2 separate regions of the Homo sapiens genome follow, and region 1 is linked to region 2. A link is a loop called in an ENCODE intact Hi-C map of the cell type or tissue named here. Cell type or tissue: heart left ventricle. All regions are shown on one strand. Links, peaks and the distances in the headings refer to the core of each region. The heading gives the core; the rest is flanking DNA. Region 1 has its middle 120 kb from the start of LINC00700. Region 2 has its middle 60 kb from the start of LINC00700.

What was found. A loop is a pair of places that touch in the nucleus more often than their neighbours do. Peaks named below come from ENCODE experiments on the same cell type or tissue, not always from the same donor. Only the 100,000 strongest peaks of a DNase experiment are listed, where the experiment ranks them.
Region 1: a loop joins it to region 2, with 8 times the contacts of the local background. A loop is called at or near these places in 1 of 110 quality-filtered maps.

What each region holds. Positions count from the first base shown.
Region 1 is chr10:1,889,902-1,900,191 of GRCh38, reverse strand. No RefSeq gene overlaps it. Among named protein-coding and RNA genes, the nearest start is that of LINC00700, 120 kb to the left of the region's middle. In heart left ventricle, for the core only: no CTCF peak of the experiment used is centred there; a DNase peak (open chromatin) is centred at 3,875; H3K27ac peaks cover 771 bases.
Region 2 is chr10:1,949,378-1,959,667 of GRCh38, reverse strand. No RefSeq gene overlaps it. Among named protein-coding and RNA genes, the nearest start is that of LINC00700, 60 kb to the left of the region's middle. In heart left ventricle, for the core only: no CTCF peak of the experiment used is centred there; no DNase peak of the experiment used is centred there.

The sequences.
Region 1 (10,290 bases), core at 2,604-5,103, 59 kb after region 2:
CTTTCCCCATCTCCCCCCAGCCTGGCTCCTGTTCCCTTATTAGGACTCCACAGTCATGGCTGTTATTGATCTGCCATTTCTAACCATTGTATTGAGACCCTGACTCTTCTGCCCTGGTTTCTGGACTTTCCTTCCTTCCCCTCTGCCTTTGGCCTCATTTGAGACTGGATTAAATGCTAGCTGTGCTTCCTCCCTTGCGTGCACACCCAGAAGTTAACCAGCAGAGTGTCTTGGCTGAGCTTCTCTCCCCATTTCTCCTCTGCATAATCCCAGGAGATCCTTCAGGGTTTCCCGAGTTCCCTGCATGTCAGTGGACCACATAACTCACCTGCTGACCAGAAATATTTTGGGTGGCTTTGCCTCTTATATTTTTCTCTTGCAAGAAACTTCAAACACACTGACCATGTTTTGGCAAAATCCATTTGTATCACAGTTGACCATACTACAAATTTGTTTTCTTTGAATACTTCCTTATTGGGATGTATTCTGCAGTAATGCCAGAAAAAAATGCATCAAATATTCTAGGATGCTCTGAGCGGTTTCCACTTCTTCAGCTACCATGGGTTATTTTATGTGCTTGTCATCCCTTGAGTCTGCTACTGTTCACGAGCCCCACCTGTTCTTCAACTCACCAAAGCCTCAATATCTAAGACATAACTTTATTTGTTTGCTTTGTTTTTCTGCCTGATTAAAGTCATGTTTTACTTTCTCTGGTTCAAATTCCTCTGAGACATTACTTGATCACCCTCTGTTACTTTTTGTTCTTCGGGGATTTTTTGTTTGTTTGTTTTGTTTGTTTGTTTGTTTTTGAGATAGAGTTTCGCTCTTGTCACCCAGGCTGGAGTGCAGTGGTGTGATCTCGGCTCACCATAACCTCTGCCTCCCGGGTTCAAGCAATTCTCCTGCCTCAGCCTCCTGAGTAGCTGAGATCACAGGCATGCACCACCACACCCAGCTAATTTTTCATATATTTAGTAGAGACCTGTCTCTACTCCCAACCTCAGGTGATCCACCCGCCTCAGCCTCCCAAAGTGCTGGGATTACAGGCATGAGCCACCATGCCTGGCCTGGGTTTTTTTTAATTAGATCTACTTACTTTTTTTTATTATTATTATTTTTGGGGTTTTTTTCTTCTTTCATTAAATCCAGGAAATGTGTTTTCACTCTCTCAACTACTCTCTCTTCATTAAAAAAAAATCCCAATAAGATATATGCATTCCCTTTGCAGCTAATCCAAGGCATCTAATTTAAAATGCATTACTCTCAATTTGATATTGCATGTTTTTTAAATATAGAAATTACTTTTCAGGCTGGGTGCAGTGGCTCATGCCTGTAATCCCAGAACTTTGCAAGGCCAAACTGAGAGGATTCCTTGAGCCCAGGAGTTCCAGACCAGCCTGGGTAACATAATGAGGCCCTGCCTCTACAAGAAAATATAATTAAATTTAAAAATTAATTAGCTGGGTGTGGTGGTGTGTGCCTGTGGTCCCAGCTACTTGAGAGGCTGAGGCAGGAGAATCACTTGGGCTTGAGAGGTCAAGGCTGCAGTGAGCTGTGATTGCACCACTGCACTGACAGAGGGTGAAACCATCTCAAGAACAATTATTTTTCATAAAAATAGAGTTGATATGTAATCCCAGCACTTTGGGAGGCCAAGGCTGGTGGATCATGATGTCAGCAATTCGAGATCAGCCTGGCCAATATGGTGAAACCCCATCTCTACTGAGAATACGAAAATTAGCCAGAGGTAGTGGCACGCACCTGTAGTCCCAGCTACTCTGTAGGCTGAGGCAGAAAAATTGCTTGAACCCAGGAGGCGGAGGTTGCAGTGAGCCAAGATCGCGCCACTCCAGCTTCAGTGAGAGAGCCAGACGGTGTCTGAAAAAAAAAAAATAGAGTTCTTATGTTTCACATTTATCTCAAAAAAAAATGTGACTATATCTTTAAGTGAGAACAACAGAACCAAAAATAAGGAGGTACACAACCATAAAGACAAACACATTTTAATTGAAGGAGCAGACACCAGAAATACAAAAGAAACTTACGCAAACTAGTTAGTAGGATAGCCTGACTGTTGATCTCTATCATTTCCTAAGCCCCCTACCCACGGAATGTTTGCTGCATGTTTAATAGACTGAATTATGTAGAAAGACATCTTGAACTTTGATTACTATGAGAGCTGAAGGAAGTACCTACAATACAGTATCTTCTATTTTGACATGTCTATTACAGGGGCCTGGGACAGGGCAAGAGCTCACAATACTCTTTAAATACTCTCAGGCTTATTTCACTCATCATGGTGAGTATTAAATAAGATCACATTTAATTAAATAAAAAAGCGCTTGGTATGTGTGAAATGTACAATAAAACATGGATTAAATCATAAGCAAACCAATGCTGATGAGACTGAGAAACCCCATCTCTACTAAAAATACAAAAAATTAGCCGGGCGTGGTGGTGGGCACCTGTACTCCCAGCTACTCAGAGGCTGAGGCAGGAGAATGGCTTGAACCCGGGATGCGGAGGTTGCAGTGAGCCGAGATCGCGCCACTGCACTCCAACCTGGGAGACAGAGCGAGACTCAGTCTCAAAAAAAAAAAAAAAAAAAAAAAAAAAGACTGAGACTCTGCATAGATAAAAGGCCGGCAACGGAGACTTCCTGGAAGAAGCAGTGAACTCACGTGAACTCACGCTTCCTCACCGATGTTGCTCTGTGAACAGCGTGCGGTGCTGGGGCTGGTTTCTGCCCCCACCATGTCGCTGCTTCGGATGCTGGGATTCCGTTATTCCACCATAACTTGATCAATGGCACTGCGGCTATGTAACTGATTGTACATCAGACAGCATAGATACCTTTGATTAATCTCCTCCTGGTAGGTTTAAAAGACGAAAAAGCCCCTGAGGATTCCCGTTTGCTCTCCTTCTTTGCACAGATCAGAGACAAATAGTTCTTTCCTATGTTATTCTTGTCTTGTGTAAAGACGGTTTGTACAAGAAAGCCCCTGGTGTAAACAGTATTGAAACATTGTTCTACAAGATTAAAGCCCCTCTAATGATCTGACCCCTGGAGTGTGTCTTCTTGCAGGCTGCATTGATGTAACTGTGCTGAGGCGGCGGGAAATGATATCAGCACATGGAATGGAAAGTAAATAAAAAAGTAAAAACTGAGACAATCATAAAATCAGGTTTGCTCCAATCTTTTAATATAAATACAAAAGAATTATAGACAATTATAGACAATATATTAGAATCTATGCACATGTATCTATATGTGTGTATATATACACATATTTACACACGTGTATATACACGTATAGATATACTTCTACGTGCATGCATTCTAATTTTAGTTGATACATTAGGTATATGTAATTTATCAACTAAAATACAGATGAAATGCATAGGGTGTTTTTATGGGCTCTGAGGGCATATTGAGCTAGGTAAATGGGATTATTACAAATAGGAAAAGCTAAAAGAAAAATAAATCAAAATATAGGTACAACGAAATAACAACACTGAAATTTGAAAACACTTCCCAGTTTATCACTTTAGGACTTGTAGGAACAGGATTATTTTCCCTGCTGCATCGGAAAGTTGTTCAATGTCAGTTTTTATTCCCCAGAAGGAAAATTTAGTCTGACTGTCACAATAATCTCTTTGGATCAGTGAATCATTTACAACTTAATTTAGCAAAGCGCTGCTTTTATTTCCCACCCAAGGTTGGTAAAGCAGACACATGTCTGAATCTGGCTGTGACCCCCTGAGCTGCCTTTTAATGCACTCACAATGATCCAAAGATTACAAATAAATCGAAAGATTACAAACAAATTGCTGCCCAAGACTGCACACTTCCGTCCAGCTGCTCTGCCCTGGAGTGGACAGGAGCCAGGGACAGTCAGTGACCACTTTGCAGATGTCTGTTCTATCATAAGAAGGGGCGCTCAGCTGACCTTTCGAATTAGTCTTTCTCATGGGAAAGTTAGAGTGGAGGAGGGTTCATATGAATAATCTTTTTTAAAATGTCCTTGCAGAATTTACTGAATCCTTGACAGAGTCCAACTCACTTAGTACAGCTTAACCCAAACTTGAGAATACTGCGAGGAGAAAACCACTCATTGCCACTCCTTGGCCCTGTTTGAAGGGCTGCATTTTTTTCCCGTAAATAAGCACACCATAAACCAGCATACCTTAAAGTGTTTTCCATTTTAAAATGCCGTTTGAAATGGGGTCCTGTGGATTGAAAAAAAAAGCAGGAAGCTTTGGATTTAACAAGGTATGAGAGATTTCTTCACCCCAGGGATTCCAGGATCCTGTAATATACTAATGAGCCTTACGATCTGCAGAACGGATTAAATTAATGTGTGTGTGCTATAAACGGTTCAAGTGCTGCCTTTGGCTACTTCACGAGAGTCTTACGTGCTCAAAGTGGATTTAATTTGGATGTCAAATATTCAACTGTTATCCAAAACATAGTATTCGATCACTGGATATCTCATGCCCGGGTTCAAAGGCATTGACTTACTAGCAAGCCTTCGAATGCATCACGATCACCACCGGTTTGGATCAGTGTCTCCAACAACCTGGGGTGGGGATGATTTTCATCCTCATATTCTTCACTGTCACACTCACCACTGCATGGGTCATTACATTCCATGTGTCCTGTAAGTTCCTCTAGCTGGTCTGTCAAATCATTAGGATTTATCCCTAATATAGATCACCTTACAGATTTCCACCAAAATGTCAGGATGGATTTTTAAATTTCTGGAACACATCCTGCTAAGGATGGTGGATACTATGGTGGATGCTATGGTATATACTATGGTGTATAGTATGGTGTAAACTATGGTGTATACTGTGGTGTATATTGTGGTGTATACTATGGTGTGTACTATGTTGTCTACTACGGTGCATACTATGGTGTATACTATGGTGTATACTATGGTGTATACTACTGTGTATACTATGGTGTGTACTATGGTGTATACTATGGTGTATACTGTGATGTATACTGTGTTGCATACTATGGTGTGTACTATGGTGTGTACTACAGTGTATACTGTGTATACTATGGTGTACACTATGGTGAATACCATGGTATATACTATGATGTATACTGTGGTGTATATACTACAGTGTATACTATGGTGTATTCTAGGGTGTGTACTACGGTGTATACTATGGTGTATACTGTGGTGTATATTGTGGTGTATACTATGGTGTATACTACAGTGTATACTACGGTGTATACTATGGCGTATACTATGGTGATTTTTTGTTTGTTTTTGATTTTTGCCACTTAGCAATAATTCTTATCAGTAAAAAGTCACAAAGATCAAGGAGCAATTTTTTTTTCAGATTTGCCTATGGTAGGATTAAATAGGAGAATTTTAAGGTACCACTTTTTGATTCTAGAGAGATCTTTGTCTTCACTCAGTTTCATAAACTATAGGAAAAGCATCATTGTTTTTTACTGGTATTTTTATTTCACTTTTGCTGCTTGTGTTTATGTTTTAATCTTCCCATGTGTCATATATTGGGAGTTGATGGCAACATGGCCAGAACAGTAACTTTTAATCCCCAAGCCCATATCAGCCGTGCTTCCTACGACTGGCTAACGAAGATTGGTGAAAACATAGACTTTCCCGGTCACAGGATTCCTCCAGCCATTGAGGCTGTGGCCCTCTGAACAGCTTATCTGCTGTATGTTTCAAAATGCTTATTTTTTAATATTATTAATTAAATTAAGTATTAATTTTTATTAAGTATATTGAAACATACAGCAGATAAGCTGTTCAGAGCTGCATCATTATAACAATGTCTTTCTTTTCTATATCCCCCAGCCTCCTGTATGCAAAGTCAAGAGAAAATAATAAGAGAAATGAAGAGAAAATAATAAAATTCAGTTTGAAAAAATTTCCATTGCGACTGCTGTAGCTGCACTTTGATTTCTGTTGCCATCGGCTCTGTCGCGAGCCTCCAGCTCCATGACCTCCCTTGTCCTCACTTGTGTCCTCCAACATTAATTAGTTTGCACTTTGTGAATGGTTCCTGCTGCCTCGGAGCCCAGGAGTTAATCATGGCAAGAGGGAACTTGTGTTCACTCAGAGACTTTATATTACAGCACTAATTGTACAATTAGTCTGAGGTCAGGTGGGCAGAGGCGTCCCATGCAACCTCGTGCTGGGGAGAGGACATCCATCTCAGCTGGGCCAGGTGCCTCGCTGGCAGCCGCTTAGGGAGGGCACTAAACACGGCAAGCACAGCGAAAATAAGACCTGGATTGAAATCTCCATCTGTGATCTCTGGATAGGATGGGCAAAACATTGGTAAGGGGGCCACTTGCTGAGTGTTCAAGGGTAGGATTTAATAAAATACAAAATTCCAGAGGAATGTGGAGGAGAGGCACTGTAGGCTGCAGTCTTGAATCGTTACATGCAACGCGGTAAGTCAGGGAAGACGTGAAAAACATGTCCCTGTGTTTCTCCGAAAATTGTAAATATATGCAATTATGTTTCAGAAGATTCTGGAGCCCACAGGACAACACATATTGTATGCATAAATGGGATACACATGCATACACACATACATATATGTGTATATATACACATATATATATAAAATTAACATTTCATGTAAAATTAAGTTTAAAACAGGGAGTAGAATGCTACATTTAGATTAACTTTTAACATAAAAGAGTTCTAATTCTTTTGATATTTGGTGTGATTCTCTCAACATTATCTAGCCACTGGGGGCGGCCTTTCATAACCATCCAGTATAGTTGTGGTTCAGTGAGAATTCCAAGAGAAATGACTTAATAGGTACAATATATGTTATTTGGATGATGGATATCGTAAACACCCTGACATCACCACTATGCAATCTGTGCTTGCAACAAAATTGTACCTGTACCCCCTAAAATTATACAAACAACAATTTTAAAAAGATTTGTAAGGCATTCTAATCTATTCTATATCCACAAACATCATCATCATGTCTGAATATCCTGCATTGAGGACATGTGTACATAGAGATATGAGAAAATAGATCAAAAAGCATAAGTATATTAATGAAAGCAACACTAGTACATTTTAAATGTAACAACTTCGAGGTAGTCTTACTTTCTAAGCCTCTGGTAAGGTCATTTCTGTGTTGGAGAGATATTTTGTTTAGGCTACAGCTATATTTCATAGAACAGAAAGAAGCAATTCTGCATAATTAATGGATTAGAATAGAGAATTCTTGGGGGAAATTCACAGGAGGGAGAGTGTTGGCAATGAAGCTGAGTGCTGCACATGGGGACAGGAGGCCAGTGATGGGCAAAGCAAGTCCTCCAAGGACAGCAGCACGCCTGAAGGAGCCTCCGTTGCCTGTGCAGCATCCTTTATAAAGCGCCTGCTCTGGTCCTCAGGTAATGTTGATATTCTATCCAAAAACCCTGCGTGTGTGGATCTACTTTTCTGGAGAAATGTGGGGAGGCGGAGTTCAAGAGGAGGGTGAGATAGCAACTCATGTCATACTCAAATGTGGCATTCCACCTAAGACTGCAATAAGCTGCAGAGCACCCTGAAACCAAGAGATGGGCTCGTCCCTATGGTGGTGACCAAAATGCAAGAAGAGAGAGGTCGAAGAGTAGCGATCAGAGAGCAGGTGCCAGGGACAGGCCAGCTGCTCTTCGATGTAAGTTCTAGCTGGGCACTCTGGCTCACTCCTGTAATCCCAGCACTTTGGGAGGTTGAGGTGGGTGGATCGCCTGAGGTCAGGAGTTCAAGACCAGCCTGGCCAACATGGTGAAACCCGTCTCTACAAAAATACAAAAATTAGCTGGGTGTGGTGGCACATGCCTGTAATCCCAGCTACTTGGGAGGCTGAGGCAGGAGAATCTCTTGAACTCAGGAGGCAGAGGTTGCAGTGAGCCCAGATTGTGCCACTGCACTCCAGCCTGGGTGACAGAGTGAGACTCCATCTCAAAAAAAAAGTTTCTACACTTACCTGCTATTTAAAACTCAAGAGGGGTACTTGACAGTGACATATTGGTAGACATGTGGCTAGTTGTTATTGGTTATTTCCTTTTTGTTTGATAATTCTTTACAAATGTATTAAATTCTTTATTTCTGCTCAAGACACAGAAAGTTGAAATAAAGCATCACATTGCCATGACAACAGACACCACTCAAAGACTCTCCAGAGTGAGAAGGCCTCGATGCCCATCCGAGAGTGGAGGAGGCAGAGAAACCCAGTGGGCCGGGAAGATGAGTCTCCTCCTTGGAAGAGGAGATGCTCAGTGACTTTTATCTTCACTGGAATCACAGATCAGGGAGGGAGCTGCCCTCCGTGGAGGAAGGGGCAGGTAAGAACATGGCAGCTGAATTTCCATGGACTTTAGGGCCAAGTACCCACTGGAATGGTGGGTGAAAGCCGCGAGGAACCCCATGAAGGGTTGGCTTTCACCTGCCTGTCCTTACCGATGGGTCTCACCTTTATGCTCATAAAAAGCTTCAGGCGGAGCAGGGGAGCAGAGAACCCCAGGGCTGGTCCTGCTCAAGTCTGGGGGAAAGACTAAGACATTGAGAAGAACAAAGACTCCTAGGCACTCACCTCCTCAAAAACTCTTCTCACACTGCTCTCAAATTATTAGCACCTCAGAGCGAATTGACTCTAGTTAGGAAAAATAAATCCCAGATTGAACTCAGCCACAGAGTAGATTGACCCAAGACCCAAATTGGCCTCCTGACACAAGAGGCATGGAGCTTTCTGGGTGTAAAAATGATGCATCTAATTATCTTCTGGACGTTTTACACAATATACCTGAAATCCAATAAAAAAATTAGTTGATACTTGAAGAAGCAAGGAAATTTGACATCTACCAAGACAGGACTGAGCAAAACCCAGAGACAGGCAAATGCAGGAATTCTAGATTGGGACTTAAATCAATAACAACAAAAATCTATGGAAAATTATTTTAGTAAATGAATAAAAGAACTGCACAATAAATATAAACAGATGGGAAGTTTAAGAATAGAAAGGGAAGTACAACAGGAAGGAAGGAAGGAAGGAAGAAGGAAGGAAGGAAGGAAGAAAGGAAGGAAGGAAGGAAGAAAATGAGAGGAAACAGTATCCTTGAATGGGTTGTTGGGAAAATCTGATGGCAAAGGTCGAGGAGCAGAAGCAGAGGTAGTCATGGAGCTCTAACTGGAGGTGGATGTGTCTGGTACAGTAAATATTATGCTTTATCCCCTATCTTTCCCCTGAGATTATATGATAAATTTTTGAAACGGCAAATATTTTGAGAAACATATAAAATGTGGAGGAAAATATTATCTTTTTAAGAGACGGAAAAAATGTAGAAAAAGATAAGATTTTGCAGAGAATATCTATCATTCAGCCCACTGTCATACAAACATTAAAATCCCACAACCTGAGAATAGAGGAAGAGGAGCAGAATCCACTGAGGGACAGTGAGCAGGCTGAGAGCTGCGCTGAGGAGGACCAGGAGAACCACAGCCCCTCCTGGGTGGGCAAGGGAGGATTGGGGAGCTGTCCGAGGAAAAGCTGTCAAATGACTGTTCATCTGCGTGATTGTTTCACCTCTTTTGTCAGTTCTTTGGGGAGAGAGTAAGTCATTCTGGGACAAAACTTAATCCTCAACAGGGAAAATATCATCTAATGAGCAATTACAATAAAAGATGTACTAGAATAAATGCTGTATCCAACACCAAAGGGAAGGTCGATTACTGGCTATGGAAAGGTCAATATGGAAAGATCCTGAGGTGGGCTGGTTAGATGTAAACCCAGGCACACAGCCAGCCAATGGCAGCAGGGAAAATACAAGAAAAGGACACCCCATTATCCTCTATTCGATGCCTTCCTAGTAAACCATCCACCAAAGAAAAAAGTGAGCTACTGATAGGACTGATTTTAATCGATAAATTTTGATGAAATGGATTCAACTGAATAAAGATTATTTTATTGTATAAAAATATATTGTATAAAATATAAAATGCTGTCCTCAGATTAATTCACAATCCCTGGTGTTTTTGATCTTTCAACATTTTAGGCCTGCAAGTCAGTCCTGTAGTCAATCAGGAAATGAACAAGCTGAAGGCCAGAGCATTCTTACTTAGTGACCTCGGGAGGCCCTTCCCGCCTCCTCCCGGGCATATTATGCTATTCTGGCGTTTGTTTTGAGCCTTGTAAGGTAAGAAGCTAACTTGCTGGCCAGTCGCAGTGGCTCACGCCTGTAATCCCAGCACTTTGGGAGGTCGAGGCGGGCAGGTCACAAGGTCGGGAGAT
Region 2 (10,290 bases), core at 3,576-6,075:
TGGTGTGCTGTACCCATTAACTCGTCATTTAACATTAGGTATATCTCCTAATGCTGTCCCTCCCCCCTCCCCCCACCCCACAACAGTTCCCGGTGTGTGATGTTCCCCTTCCTGTGTCCATGTGTTCTCATTGTTCGATTCCCACCTATGAGTGAGAACATGCAGTGTTTGGTTTTTTGTCCTTGCGATAGTTTGCTGAGAATGATGGTTTCCAGTTTCATCCATGTCCCTACAAAGGAAAATGGATTTTAAACAACAACAAAAGGATAGTTTTCTATAGGAAACTCAATTTAAACATAAAGACACTAACACATTAAAATTAAAGGGATGAAGAAAGATATAGCAATGCTAACAATAATCAAAACAAAGCTCAAACAACTTTAGTAATTCCATTCAAAACAGACTTCAGAGCAAGGAAAATTATCAGGGACAAAGATGGACATTACAGAGTAATAAAGTGGTTAATTCTCCAAGAAGATATAACAATCTTTAACAAGCATGTCTTTAACAACAAAGTATCATAAAACAGGCAACCTAGTAGAACTGCAAGGAGAAACAAAAAATAACCAGTTACAGCTGGAGACTTCAATGCCTGCTTTTCAGGACTTGGTGGATCTAACAAGCAGAACATTAATAGAAATATAGTTAATCTGAACAACAATGGGGATTAACTTGACCTATATGACACTTCTAGGCAGAAGATAGAACACTCCACTCAACAAATAGCAGAAAATACATTCTTCTCAAGGTCACCTGGAACATTTACCAAGACTATGCACATTTTGGGTGATGAGACACACCTTAGCAAACTTGCAGAAAGAAAACAGACAAAATGCATTCTCAGACCACAATGAAATTACACTATAAATCAATAACAACAAGATACTTGAACCACCCCCACCAGTTCAAAATTAAAAAGCATATTTCTCACTGATGCATGTGTCAAAAAAAAGTCTGAGGAAAGTTTTAAAAACATTTTGAACTAAATAAAAGTCAAAACACAACTTTCTAATCAAATTTTATGGGATAAGGTAAAGTGATACCTACAAAGAAATACATGTATTAGAAAAGCATGATTAGAAACAAAAAGATCTGAAATCTAAGCTTGCACTTCAAGAAACTAGAGAAAAAACAATTAAAGCTTAAAATAACGAGAAGAAAAGAAAAAAATAAAAATCAGATTAGAAATCAATGAAACTGAAGCCAGGAAATTAATAGCAAAAATTAAGAAAACCAAAAGCAGGTTCTCTGAAATGATTTTTAAAATGATATACTTCTAACCTGGCTAACCAAGTAAAAGAAAAAAAAATACTCAAATTACAAATGCCAGAATGAAAGAAGGGACATTACTACGAATGAACAATAAAAGGAAATAAAGGAATATTATGAATCGCCGTATGCCCACAAATTTAGCAACAAATAAAATGGATCAATTCCTAAAAAAAAGGCAAACTGCCAAAACTCACACAAGGAGAACTGAATAAAATGAATGAGACTATATCTATTTCAGAAATTGAATCAATAAGCAATAACTTTCCAAAACAGAACACTACCACATGTTTAAGAAAAAATGATACCAATTCTCTATGATATGTTCCAAAAAATAGGAACTGAAGAACACGTCCTAACTAATTTCATGAGTCCAGCATTACTCAAAAGTGAAAACCAGGTAAAGAGGTTGAAAGTGAGGAAAAATACAAACCAAAATCTATTATGAACATAGGTATGAAAGTCCTCAAACACAGTGACAGCAAATAAAACCCAACAATAAATAAAATGAATTACAAACCACAGCCAAGTGAGACTCTTTTCCACATATGCAGGCACATTCCACACTTAAGACTCACTTAATGTGGCTTACGCAGTGGCTCACACCTGTAATCCCAGCACTTTGGGAGGCCAAGGCAGGAAGATCGCTTGAGGCCAGGAGTACAAGGCCAGCCTGGGCAACATGGGGAAACCCAGTCTCTAGAAAAAAAAAAAAAAATTAGCCGGGTGCTGTGATATGTGTCTGTAGCCCTAGTTACTCTGGAGGCTGATGTGGGAAGGTCGATGTGGGAGAATTGCTTGGGCCCAGGGGGCAGAAGTTGCAGTGAGCTGAGATCACACCACTGCACTCCAGCCTAGGAGACAGAGTAAGACTCTGGCTCAAAAACAAACAAACAATGAAACAAAAAACCTCACTTATTGTAATCCACCACACCAACAGGCTAAATAAGAATAACTATACAGTCATACCAATAAATGCAGAAAAAGCATTTGACAAAATTCAACACCCTGAATGAAACAACTCTGAGCCAACTAGAAACAGAGGGATACTTCATCAACTTGATGAAGAACAGCTACAAACACCTACAGCCAGCATCGCATCAGGAGCTGAGAAATGGACCATCTTCCCCTTATGACGGGGACCCAGGCAAAGGGGTTTCTTCCTGTGGTTATTACTCAACATCCTACTGAACGTCCTGTCTAGGGCCTCAAGAAAAGAAAGCCACACACACTGTAAAAAAGAAATTAAACTGTATTTGTTCACAGATTATACGATGGTTTATGTAGGAACTCCCAAAGAACTGACCAAAACAATAACAATTCCTGGTCTAATAAATAATATAATAATGTTATAGGATACAAGGTTAACATACATAAGTCACTTGCTCTTCCGTCTATCATCAATATGAGCATTTGCAATTTGAAATTAAAATCACAATATCAATTACAATAGCAGAAAAATGAGATACACATGTATAAATCGAATGGATTATGTACAAGATCTGTATCTAAAAACTATAAAACTCTGATAGAAAACAATAAAGAAAATCTAAATAAATGGAGAGATACTCTATTTTCATGGACAGGAAGATTTTTTGTTAAGATGTCAGTTCTTCCAAATTTGATGGATAGACTCAGTGCAATCTCAATCAAAGTCCAAGTGAGTTATTTTTTGGATATCATCAAACTGATTCTGAAGTTTACATAGAAAATCAAAAGGCCCATAATCGCGAACAGAATATTGAAGGAAAAGAACAAAGTCAGAGAAACAACACCAAGCAACCAACTTTAAGACTTAGAGTAAACCTGCAGTAATCAAGACAGCTTGGCATTGGTGAAAGAACAGACAAATTGACCAACAGAACAGAACTCAGAGCCCAGAAGTAAATCACGCTAACACAGTCAAGAGCTCTTTGACAAAAGAGCAAAGAGCACAGGTAATTCAACAGAGAATGGTTCGTCTTTCAACAAAATGGTCCTGGGAAAATTGAATGTTCATATGAGAAAAATGCAAAACTAGAACATTCATATTTCAAAATAATATCAAAATGTGTTATAGGCCTAAAAATAAAATACAGAACAATAAAACATTCAAAAGAAAACTTAACAGAGTATCCATAAGATCTTGCTTTGGTCATGAGTTTCTAGATCCAACACCAAAGGCGTGATCCACAAAAGAAAAAAAATGACAAACTGTCCTTTTCTAAAATCGTAAACTTCTGCTCAGTAAAAACACTGCCAAGAGAATGAAAAGACAAGCCACTGACTGGAAAAATATTTGTAAAACACATATCTGATAAAGGACTGGAATCCACACGATACAAATAGCAATCCAAACTGAGCAATAAGAAGACAAACAACTCAATTAAAAATGGGCAAAAGTTCTGAACAAACACCTCACTGGGGAGGATAAACAGGGGGCAAATGAGCACATAAAATGCAGTCCACAGTATTCGTTTTCATGTCATTCCAAATTAAAATAAAAAAAAACTCCATACCTACCGTCAGCTAAATCCAAAAACCTGTCAATAGGAAGTGATGGTTTCAGAACAGCAGGATACATTAGATTTCTTCTTTCAACTCCCAAAGTGGTGGTTTCTGTTTCACGGAATCATCCACTGGCTGGTCCTGTGTAGATCATATAAATTGGAGCTGCTGACCCAAGTCAGAGTTGTCCTAAAGTTATGTATTTCTTTCTTTTTTTTTTTTTTATAAGATGGAGTTTTGCTCTTGTTGCCCAGGCTATAGTGCAATGGCACTATCTCAGGTCATTGCAACCTCTGCCTCCAGGGTTCAAGCAATTCTCCTGTCTCAGCCTCCTGAGTAGCTGGGATTACAGGCGCATGCCCCCACTCCTGGCTAATTTTTGCATTTTTAGTAGAGACGGGGTTTCATCACACTGGTCAGGCTGGTCTCGAACTCCTGACCTCAGGTGATCTGCCAGCCTCGGCCTCCCAAAGTGCTGGGATTACAGGCGTGAGCCACCACGCCCAGCATAAAGTTATGTATTCATATAACAAACATGTCTTGCAGATTATCTTCCTAGTGAATATAATATTGGTAGAATATCACTATGTTAATTTCAAAACTTTATGAAAAAAATTCCTCTTAATAAATTATTTTGGCCTGTTTTATAGAAAAAATATATTTACATCTCCTAAACTCAGTACATTACTAACATGATGAAATGTGAGAAATATCTTGAGGTATATTAAAAATAAAATTGGCCGAACATTGCAATCATGCTTTTACATTTGGAGAAGCTAGTTAAATGTCCACTAAGGATTATGTCTCTTGAATTTTGGTGATGCTGAGAGACCATGTTCTTGCACAACAAGCAACTGTTTGTTAGCAAAATATATGTTTTAAATGATTAAGAAGATATTTTAAGCATCTTATCTCCTAAAATAATTGCTGGTTATGTATGGCTGGTTTATTGAATTTCATTTATACTGTACGTCAGTCATTAGGGGTTTAGGTTTATATGCAATGTATCATAATTTCACATTTAAAATGATAGGAAAAAGCCCCTCAACATATTCATGCAGAATCTCACCTTTTCAGGAATAAATATTGGCTCTATAACAAAAAATACACTTTATGAGGACATAGCTGTACTATTGCTATCACTACTAATTTTTCACAGCTTGCAAAGGACAACTTATTTCTTTTCAGGTTCATTTTGTCTCAACACATTATTTCTAGTTGATCTTTTCAGTAAGGATATAAATATTCTGAATGTCCCAGATTAAAGTAAGAATCATGGATTCACCTCCTCCCTCCCTGCCCAGTTCAAGTCAGGCCCACAGCTTAGCATTCCTTTCTCCTCCATATCAGATATCTCAAATGCCTGTAATAAACATTTACCCTCTGGCAATGCCAGCTTCCGATTTCATTTCTTGCTCCAATTTTAGATGACGTTTATTGAGTTGCGTTATCTACAGAAAGGAGTAACTGTAGCAGGTATTCTTTTCAAAATATTTGCCCTGCCTTATTTCTAGAAATGGAAATCTTTCCTAATTGCTTTAAAAACCAACATAGCAGTTTCATTAACTTGAGTTTCACCTTCCCCTCTGTGATAATCCCACTTCAACACTCTGCATCAGACAGTGAATGCCCTCTCATTCTTATTCTCCAGTAAGATTCCAATTCAAAGCTGTTGGTTAAAAATGCCAACATATTTGGCTAGGGCTAGGAATTTAAAATTCAGACATCATCTCCTATTAGCATCATAGCTGGTCTGGGTAGCTCATCTCACCCCTCACATTTAGGCTGCACCGAGGCTTCTCGCCTACTCCTATCTTTGGCTGGGACACCTCTTCCTTCAGTGGCTCTTGTGTTCCAGCAACTCAGCTGCCCCCATGTACACCAGGACTCAACATTGCCCATCTAAAATTTATTTTTAATAACTCACCAGATTCCAAATTCATTGTACAAAATTACGATTGTCAGGTGATGTTTCTTTCAGGAGAATAAATGATAAAATTCAAGAAATATGTATTAAGCAACAGTTCTGTTAATGATCTATTAATTGCCCTGAACACTAGAAAATAATTTCAGGGCGAGATTTGACCTTGAAGAGCTGACAGATTTAAAGGATCATTTTAGCGCATCATTTATATGCAGTTGTTAATAGAAACTAAAAAACACATTTGGAATCAGTCATTTTCAATGATGGCCATCCAGATGATTGAGAGTGTGCGAGCAGGATTGTTCTGAAAATGAAATCACCTGGGATGACCCAGACCACATCCTCCTCTCCTCCCAGCAGCTCTAGTTTCTCCAGCACGTCGTCCTGCGACGCGCCATCTTATTCATCACCGTTTCACCCCAACTTTTTTTTTTTTTTTTTTTTTTTTTGAGAAGGAGTCTCACTCTGTCTCCCAGGCTGGAGTGCAGTGGCGCGATCTCAGCTCACTGCAACCTCCGCTTCCCGGGTTCAAGCAGTTCTCCCGCCTCAGCCTCCCGAGTAGCTGGGATTACAGGTGCATGCCGCCATGCCTAACTAATTTTGTGTTTTTACTAGAGAAGGGGTTTCGCCATCTTGGCCAGGCTGGTCTTGATCTCCTGACCTCGAGATCCACCCGCCACGGCCTCCCAAAGTGCTGGGAGTACAGGCCTCAGCCACCGCGCCCGGCCTCTCCCTTTCTTCCGCTCATTTACAGCAGTACAAAACGCGATTATTTTCCCAAAGTCTGGAACTCACTTCGCCCACTAACTAGGACCCTGGCTTTTGCTGTGCTGTGCAGGACGCCTCTCAGGGCCACCTGCACCTACTGTCTGCGGTTTGTCTCCCGAGTCACCCTCCGTGAGCGTCATCTCCACCTAGCCCCTCTCCTGAGGTCACTCAGGCCTCCGCATCGCCACGTCCAAGGGGACATCCCGACCCTGACCTCCCTTGTCAGGGAGGATTTTACAGACAGTCCTTACGTCCTTCAGCGCTTCCTTCCTCCGTGTTCCAAGAGGCCACACGTGGCCCCTGCAGCCACCGCCTTGGCGGAGCCCACTCTCCTCCCGAGCCCCTTGACGTTGCCTAACCCGAGTGCCCGGGCTCCAGCCCCTTCTTTCCTCTGAACACGCCCTGCTGTCGCAACCGCATCCAGCCTCGAGGCTTTAAATAAATGCCGGGTGTCAGGGCCGCTGAGTAAGACAACAGGCCGCAAGGACGCAGCAGAGGACCCTCGGTCGATTTGCTGCGATGGAGTGAGCCAGCGGTGAGGCCTGAAGGCCCCTGTTTTATTTTCCCCTCGGAGCAGAGGCCGGGGAGGGTGCTGGGTGTCAGCACAGAGCAGAGGGCCGGTCACGGAACTGGGGACGGAGCCCTAAGGACGGGGCCTGATTTTATGGCTCTGGGAGTCCCAGGGAGGGAGAGGAGACGCGCTGGGAAAGGACCCCCTGAAGAGGCCTCGGAGTGGAGGTGTTGGGCCAGGGGTGCGGATAGGGGGTGCGGATAGGGGATGCGGATAAGGAGTGCAGATAAGGGGTGCGGATAACGGGTGTGGATAAGGGGCGCGGATAAGGGGTGCGGATAAGGGGTGCGGATAGGAGCGCGGCCGCCAGCGGGCCTGATCCTTACCTGCCGGCTCCATCCGCGGTGGACCCCAGGGCTTGGCTGTGCCCCGAGTCTGTTGTGGGGACGGTAGCATCTCCAAGAAGTCTTCCAGGAAAACCTTTGTCATCACACAGGGTTAGGGCTGAAAACCACACATAGGTTTTTAACCAAGAGCCAGGCTTTTCATCCAGATATTGAAAGACTTCCCAGTCCATCCTTATATATCCAGCGGCCTGCTTGGTTCTTCATTCTGATGTGTCCTAGATACCCCAAGCTGAATGTGCTCAAAAATGAGACCCTGCTGCTCGAATCCGGTGCCCCTACCCTCCTCCCCATTCCAGTTGTTGATACGCCCATTCTTCCAATTGTTCAAGCCAACATCTTTGATGGCTTCAGAAAATTCATGAATTTTCTCTTGTTCCCTTACGCATTCCCAATCCATCAGGACATCCTAGTTATTCAATATTTAAACCTTTCCCATGATCATCTCAGTCCTCACCAACTGCACGGGCCCCCGATGCAGGTCACCACCTTCTTTTTATAAAAACTTCCAACACAAATTGAACACTTCTTAAACACAAGTCAAAGGAAATCTTTCAAACAGCCATAATTTAAAAATCATGTATGCAAAACTTATTCAGAGAAAAAGGTGGTACATTAAACTAATGTGAATAGCGATCCCTGACTGGCATAGGGCACGTTTTGCAATTGTGCAGGCGTTTGATTTCTTTTGCTATCTTGTTTTTTAAGCCTCGCCTAGATCATAAGTATTCCACATCTGTGCTTTCTCCAGAGGCTTTTTATTTGTAGGTTGTACGAGGATTCTAATTTTTCCCCTCATCTTGAATAGCATGCTACCGTGGCTAACCGACTCATCAAGGTTAACCATTCTTCTTGCCACCTTCAAAAATTACATTCTTAGAGGAGCTGCACAACCAAGTCAGACACTGTGGGCAAATTTAATTAACTAAATGTCAGAGACCATAGTTGTTACAAATGACATAAAGGGTAAAAAACAGGCTAGGGCATAACCTTGAGAGACTTGTTATTGTTGCTGAGTGTTTTTAAAGGACTGTTCACTTGGGCATAATACTTTCAGTCCCAAGAGCGGTGAATAAAACCATGAATACTTCTATAAATAACAAATCACCTCAATTCTCCTGTAATTATCTCATGTTGAGACAACATGAAAGGTTAAAAAAAAATGAGTGGGAAGCTTTCATTCTTTTTTTCTGCCTCTGATTTTCTCTGGAATGTGAAGTTGTGCATTTAGCTGATCCCATCTTCGGTGAGGTTGCTGGATCAGCTGCAGGCTAATCAGTGGCCACATCTGGAGGGCCTGCACACAGAGCAGCCGCTCTTGAAAGAGCTACAAATCGTTTTCACCTTCCTCGTCCAACAGAGCCATAGAGAGCTGGATTGCTCCCTGAGCTAGGAGGATAAAAATATTTCCAACATCTTCCTCACTTGCCAAGCTCACCTTGACCTTGGTACTAAATATCTATGTGTGTTCCCATCTTGCTTTTGTGCTATGGCCACACCACGTGTTTCTCAACCATCCACAGGTTCTAGGCAGCATTGCCTGTTGGATATAGCACAGGTCTCATGTCCATCTGCTACTACCCCAGCTCTAACAAAGAATATTTGCTGGAGGGTGTGAGCACTCCGTTCCAACTCCTACTCTAATTGTGTTGGATTACACCAGTCATATGAGACTTCCTCCTGGCCTTCCAAACTCTTGACCCACTCCAAACATCCAGAGCTGTCTGCATCCTTCAACCTGGTTGAACAACAGAGCTTCAGTCAGGACTCCGGCTTATGGAATGAACACTTCTGGGTTATTGAACCTGAATTTCTTTCCTTATGGGTGGATGTCAACTATTATAAACTCAACCTTACCACATTTCCAGCATGGGACTTTATTATTTCAACTCTATTTCGACCAAAATAATACTTTAGAAATGCTGCAAAGTATAAGGTTTTGTCAAATTGTCACTATTTTATTTTTACATTTGCCTGCTGTTTTTACCACAACAACACTGCAACAAACATGAATGCTTTTAACTAAAAATATTTAGATTGTGCATTTCTTTCCGGGTTTTTACACACAACAATCCAATCAACATATGTCAACAGAAATCTATCATCATCTCTGTTATTTCTGACAGACTTCACGCCAGTGAAAGAGCACTGTGTAAAATGAAATGTTTAAAAAAACTCAGAGAATCCAACCTACTGCCTTCTACAACTGGGGAAGAGCTGTTCTTATTTAAGGAATTCATTGACTTCAGAAATATGCAACTAACATCTTAAGTTCCTCTTGTTCAGATGACTTCACTCATTCTTTATCAGCCAAGGTGAACAGAATCTAGGAATGGGGTGTTTCTTTCTGTCGGCTACACTCTAACATGACTCAGTGACAGCAAATACTAATATCTAACAATTTTGTGGCAGTGTTTTCCATGATATGTTGTATCCTGACTGAATTCTCATGAAAGCCTCATGAATCCACATGTCTGCAGCCTCATTTTCAGAGCAGGGAGCTGAGGCACGGAGGTTGGGTGCCTGGCTGAAAGTCCTTCCATGAGTAAATGGTAGAACTAGGATTCCAGCCCCATCCTCTTGGCTCCAGAGCCACCTTCTCAGCCGTCACAACACACCTGTGCCAGACATGAGGCAGCCACGCTCTAGCAAAAGTTTAGATGTACAACAAATAGAAAACAACACTGCTTCCTGTGGAACATCACTTACTTGGTCATAAGCAACAAGGAATGCCCCTTGCAAATCTTCCTGAGTTGTGTCATCTGCAAATATCAGGAAATCATCACTACAGCCGACGGAAGCAAAAAATGAGTCCATTTAGTTCAATTCAATAAGGCAGGGAATCAGGACAGACATTTAAGGACTAGCATTTACCTGATAATTTAATTACAAGGAAGCAAAAAAAATAATAAATTGGGATTTTCAAA